Regions from separate parts of the Homo sapiens genome. Here region 1 is linked to region 2. A link is a loop called in an ENCODE intact Hi-C map of the cell type or tissue named here. Cell type or tissue: mammary epithelial cell. All regions are shown on one strand. Each heading gives the region's core, and the rest is flanking DNA. Links, peaks and the distances in the headings are about the cores only. Region 1 has its middle 27 kb from the start of RPL38. Region 2 has its middle 69 kb from the start of SDK2.

What was found. A loop is a pair of places that touch in the nucleus more often than their neighbours do. Peaks named below come from ENCODE experiments on the same cell type or tissue, not always from the same donor. Only the 100,000 strongest peaks of a DNase experiment are listed, where the experiment ranks them.
Region 1: a loop joins it to region 2, with 17 times the contacts of the local background. A loop is called at or near these places in 2 of 110 quality-filtered maps.

What each region holds. Positions count from the first base shown.
Region 1 is chr17:74,175,327-74,178,240 of GRCh38, reverse strand. No RefSeq gene overlaps it. Among named protein-coding and RNA genes, the nearest start is that of RPL38, 27 kb to the left of the region's middle. In mammary epithelial cell, for the core only: a CTCF peak has its summit at 1,357 (motif pointing right); a DNase peak (open chromatin) is centred at 950.
Region 2 is chr17:73,711,886-73,714,799 of GRCh38, reverse strand. No RefSeq gene overlaps it. Among named protein-coding and RNA genes, the nearest start is that of SDK2, 69 kb to the right of the region's middle. In mammary epithelial cell, for the core only: a CTCF peak has its summit at 1,494 (motif pointing left); a DNase peak (open chromatin) is centred at 1,519.

The sequences.
Region 1 (2,914 bases), core at 326-2,825, 460 kb before region 2:
TGCAAGCCTGGAAGAGCCTGTGGCCATCTCCCTTCCTCCTGCTGCATGAAGGCAGCTGGTATGCAGAAGGGCAGGCTAGGACCAGCAACAAACAGAAGCAGAGTCTGGAGATGGGGATATGGGCATGGCAGGGGGCTAAGGAAAACAGAATAAAAGGATGGGAAAACCAGATGTGGTCATCCAGGCCTGCCAGCACCTGACTCCGTTCTCTTTCTTACCCTCAATCCGCACCTGCCAGCACCCAACTCTGCTCTCTCTGCCTGTGCAGCTCCCTTCTCTACTCCAGTGAATCCGAGTTGCTGTTCTGTCCCTTGCCACAGAAACCTGACGGACACAACAGCATACGGAATAACCGGTGGCCCTTGAGGGGGCTGGGAGAGCAGCCATCGGTGACGTTATCAGAAGGGATTCCCGCTTTGGCAGGCGCTGGACTGGATTAATGACTTCAATAAGCACATATTAGGCCCCTTCTGTGTGCTAGCTACAGGGGATGCAGAGATGCAAGCCAATGGTAAAACAGTCTTTAACGTATGCAAAGTAGGTTAACTGGAGGGTAGGAGTGCGGGGTAGACCTAGCTACAGGGGATGCAGAGATGCAAGCCAATGGTAAAACAGTCTTTAACGTATGCAAAGTAGGTTAACTGGAGGGTAGGAGTGCGGGGTAGACTATTTTCAGGTAGCTGTCAGGTGGTAGGGTTGGGGTGAGCCCTTGGTGGCTTGGGAGCAGCTCTCTCTGGTGCACAGCAGGTGTTGGGAAGTATGTGTTGAATAAATGAATTTAGATTATTTTATGGTTCACTTGCTTATGTCTGCCAGTGACTCATGCTGTGTGCCTCTTCTTTCCTCTGCACACATCTCTCCCTGTGCTCATCCATGCACACACACATGCAGGCACACACTGTCAACAGCCTGGTATGATGCTGGGCACCTGGGAGTGCTGACTAAGTGTCTGGGGGGGGGGGTCACATGATGGAGTGGCTGGCAGATTGGCAGCCACCGTGGTAGGAAGCTGTCCTATTTGTCTGGAATTTGGGCTTGTGCTCAGCTCCTAATGACTCACTTTGTGGATTGGCCATGGGGTGTTTCATCCACAGGTTCTCTCCCCTCCTCATCACCAGGGAGGTGTCTGGGTGGTCTTCAGCAAGGATGGGCAACATGGCCATTTCAACACTGGTTCTTGACTCCCATGTTGTTTGGGGGTCTTGGGGGTTCTTCAGAGGGAGAGGGAGGGATGCTGCAGAGGGCAGTATGGAATACGGGGCTCCTTGTTTCTAGATAGGGCTGTCAGAGGCTTCTCCATCTATGGGCCCTGTTCTTGGAAGCCGGGTCTGCGCTGCAGGTCCCTCACACAACCACTAGATGCCAGTGTTTCTTAATGGATGGAAGGGGGAGCCTGGGAAGGGCTGGCGGAGAGGGAAGGTCTAGATGGTCCTAGGGGGATAACAGGGCCTGGGCTGTGCCCATCTTATAGATGGGAATAGTGAGTCCTGGGAACTTAGCTAAGGCACAGGTAAGCTTCTCTAGACACTATGCAGTGAATCTGACGAAAGCGCCAGGGTTCCGGCTTCCACTTCCTTGTTCAGTGTCTTTATTCGGGATGTCTCACCTGTGCTGTCCAAGAAGGGCGTTGCAAACAGGTAAGTGGGGAGGGGCCGGAGGGGATGAGGGTGGTTCTGGGGAATCCAGCTTGGGAGGAGTGGAGCCTGACAATGAGAGAGGGGGTGAGAGAGAGGACTTGGGGGACCAGCAGCTGGAAAAGCACTGTTCATCCCATTCCGGCATTCATCCTTCCTTCCTGCCTCTCATCCTCCTTTCTGTTTTAGTTTGGTATCTCAGAAGGCAGAGAGAGAGACACACACACAGAAAGAGAGGAGGAGAATCAACCAGGTGAGGAGGCTCCACTTTTTTTTTTTTTTTTTTAGACAGAGTATCGCTTATTGCCCAGGCTGGAGTGCCATGACACGATCTTGGCTCACTGCAACCTCTGCCTCCAGGTTCAAGTGATTCTCCTGCTTCAGCCTCCCGAGTAGCTGGGATTACAGGTGCCCGCCACCATATCCAGCTAATTTTTTTTTTTTTGTATTTTTAGTAGAGACAGGGTTTCACCATGTTGGCCAGGCTGGTCTCAAACTCCTGACCTCAGGTGATCCACCAACCTCAGCCTCCCAAAGTGCTGGGATTACAGGCATGAGCCACAGTGCCCGGCCTGAGGCTCCACTATTCAAGGGAGAATCCATCTCGTGCTGAAATGAAGTGCAGGTGTGGGACTTCTGTGCTGTTCCCCATCCTTGCCCCCTGCTCCCTGGCCCTTATTCCTGGCACAGGGCCAGGTGTGCAGGAGGCCCTCCGTAAGTGTGTCTGGGTGGAGGTGGGGGCAGAGCGTGGCCAAGGACGGGAGATGGAGCTCCCTCAGTACAGTTCCTTCTGGCTTCCCATGGGGCAGACCTGGGGATTCCAAAACATGGGGCGAAGATTGACTGTTGAGCCCCCAATACAGTCCCAGCAATGTCAACACCACTCAGGGAAGTCACAGTTAAACATCGGGGGCCACGGCCTCTGCTCAGCCCCATTGGAGGGGAGGAGTGGGGGTCGGGATGGAGGGCAGATCAAGAGAGAGGCTAATGTGGTTTAAGCAGAGATAAGAAAGGCTGTGTGCTGCCTGCAATGCTTCCCGGTGAGCCTAGGATTCTATCATTAGAGACTGATTTATTTAGGTCAAGCCGTGACTCCCCCTAGGAGTTTTACATAGTTTCTTGCATGTAATAGACCATTCAGTAAATATTTGTCAACGGAGTCTCCTTAAAATGAAAATACCCCGAGGAGCGATAAACCATTTTCATTTGCTAACACTTCACCGTGAATTAGTTTATCACACTAACTAGTGTCCTAACAAGGTTTCTGAGGGGGAAACTCA
Region 2 (2,914 bases), core at 114-2,613:
TCAATCTGTGAGGTTAAAAAAATGATAATCCAATTGTTGGTATCCATTTGCATTTCTTTAATCTTTTTGTTGGCTGTCTTTCTTTCAGTGTTGACTGCTTACCCACATTGTAGGTATGTCTTTATATTTAGTTATTTTAATTTTTTTCTTATGCGTTATCTAAATGCATCATAAGTTAATAAATTGGCTTCTTGTCTGTGATTGGTGCTACAAATATGACTTCCCATTTACTCCTTGTCTTTCGACCTCAATAGTCTTTTGTCTTGATTTTACCCACACTGATGCTTTCGTTTTTCTGAACTAGATTGATCAGTCTTTTCCTGTGTGGCTCCTGGTTTTCGTTTCCCACTTTGGAAACTGGTTTCCAACTCCAACATTGTAAATATATTTACCCAAATGTCTTCCGTAACTTTTATTGCTTCATTTTTTTCTTTAGTATGTTAATCCTTGACCCATCGGGGATATATTTGGGTATAAGGAGTTAGGTAAGGATACTGCTTTATTATTTTTTTTCAAAGGGTTGGCCAGTTATTCTGACACTATTTACTGAATAATCCCCCTTTTAGACAAACCATTTCAATAAATCCTTTCATGAGGGGGGTCACAGAACCCTTTGAGAATCTGATGAAAGCTACAGATCCTCTCCCCAGGAAAAAATATGTGTCTATAGCACACACTAAATTTCACAAACAATTTCAGCAGGGCATGTGGACCTTCCGGGGCACATCCGTTGACTCCCAAGAGGTCTGTAATCTCCAGTTAAGCACCCTCTCCTTTATATGGAAGAAACAGTTCTTAAATAGTGGGATTCAGCCTCCAACACAGGTCAGTGAGAACTCATTTTGTAGTGGAAAACGTGCTAAAAATAGTCCCACAACCTCCTCAAGGCAGAAAACTCCAGCCTACCATTAGGGCTGTGGGATACCTCAGACTTCCACCATCTTATGTCCTGGGAGCTTAAAACCTTCCACTCACCATTCTGCTGGCCCAGTGCATCCAACAGACAGCACGTTAACCTTTCTCTAGAGTGCAAGTAGCCCTCATTGAACAACTTGCTCCTGAACGAATGGGGCAGGTACAGGTACGTTGCTTCATGTGACTCAGTTCGCTGCCATCATAGTTCGCTGCAGCCTCGAACTCCTGGACTCAAGCAATCCTCCCTCCTCCGTTTCCCAAAGCACTGAGATTACAGTCGTGAGCCACCATGCCCTCCCAGCAGCCAATTTCAGACTCCGTTTTCCACCCCAGATTTGCCTACTCCTTCTGAGATCTGATCTTTTGGGTTGTGTATGTCCATTCTCACACCTTCACCCTCAATTCCTTCCCGTGCATTGAAAGCCAGCGCTGGCCTTTGGGCTTTCTGACCCTTTGAGAAATAAAGGTTTGAGCTGAGCTGGCCCCCTTGCACCCTCTTGACTTCTGACTCGGAAGCAGCAGCAGCTGTGACCCGGCCACAGAGCTCGTCTGGACAAGCCTTCCCTCTGCTGGGATCCCCCGGCGCTACCCCATTCCTCTGGCTCCGAGGATTCTCTGAATCAGAAATTCTTGGCAGGTACCCAGCAACGTGGGTTTTTACAGGTACCTCAGGGAGGGCCAGCTATGTCCTTTGTGGGGATCAGGGCAAAATGAAAATGTGGAGCCCCTTATTCAAAAAATATTAAGAATCTCAGGATGGCAACAGCAGACTACTAAACCCTTCTGAGTGCGGGGTCTTTCTGAGTGCAGGCGTCTTTCTGAGTGTGGGATCTGAGTGTGGGGTTCTTTCTGAGTATGGGGGTCTCTCTGAGTGTGAGGGTCTTTCTGAGTGGGGGGTCTTTCTGAGTGCGGGGGTCTTTCTGAGTGTGGGGATCTTTCTGAGTGTGGGGGTCTTTCTGAGTGCGGGATCTGAGTGTGGGGGTCTTTCTGAGTATGAGGGTCTTTCTGAGTTTGAGGGTATGTCTGAGTGTGGGGGTCTTTCTGAGTGTGAGGGCCTTTCTGAGTGTGGGGGTCTTTCTGAGTGTGGGGGTCTTTCTGAGTGCGGGTCTTTCTGTGTTTGGGTGGGACCTGTGAGACTGTGCACGTTGCCCTTGCTGACACTGATGAGAACTCGAGTTTTAGAATCGCTGTTGCAGCCAACGCTGACACTCACTGACCCAGGCATTTCTCACCTGGCTCCAGGAATGGTTCTGGGCCTTGGCAGGTTCATCTTCTCACTGCTCCAGACCCCTTGTGCACAGGCTGCCCATCACGGGGACCTGAGTGATCTCTGGAAGTCTCTTCTCCTGGCACTCCCTTCCCGGTTCTTGCCCTGTTCAGGCATGCATTAACACTCTAGTTAGTGCCTCTGTGGCTAACTATGAGTGCCTTGTTCTGGCATCAGCTGGATAAAATAAAATCTCACATCCTTATTTTTGTGGGGATAAAAGTTTCTCATTTACACACACACACACTCACACACACACTCTCTCTCTCACACATAAACACACACGGTTTTCCCATGTGATCCTCAGCTCCTCCGGCCCCCACATGTGCACGCACACACAAACACATACATTCAAAGAGGACCCTGCCTCGGTTTTGACCTGGCCTGACCAGGATGACAGCTTGGCATGCAGCAGCCCCTCTACTTGTCCCGGGAGAATCGAGCCCTGGAAGGCTGGCGGGAGCCAGGACCTGAGGCTGGAGGCTGAACCTCTCCTGGTTTCTCCACAAGCTTCTCCTGTCAGATGCCCAGATGTGACATCTGTTCCCAGCCCAGAGGCCTCTGCTGCCCCTGACAGCCCACTGCACCTGCGCTCAGTTTGAAATGTGAGTCTGTCAGACAACATCCACTCAGAGGAGGAGAAAGGCAGTGTCCTGTTGGGGTGCGCCATCCAGGCAGCCTCTGCCCCTGCCCTCTATGCTCTGAAATCCATCTCATGTCACCAACATTAAT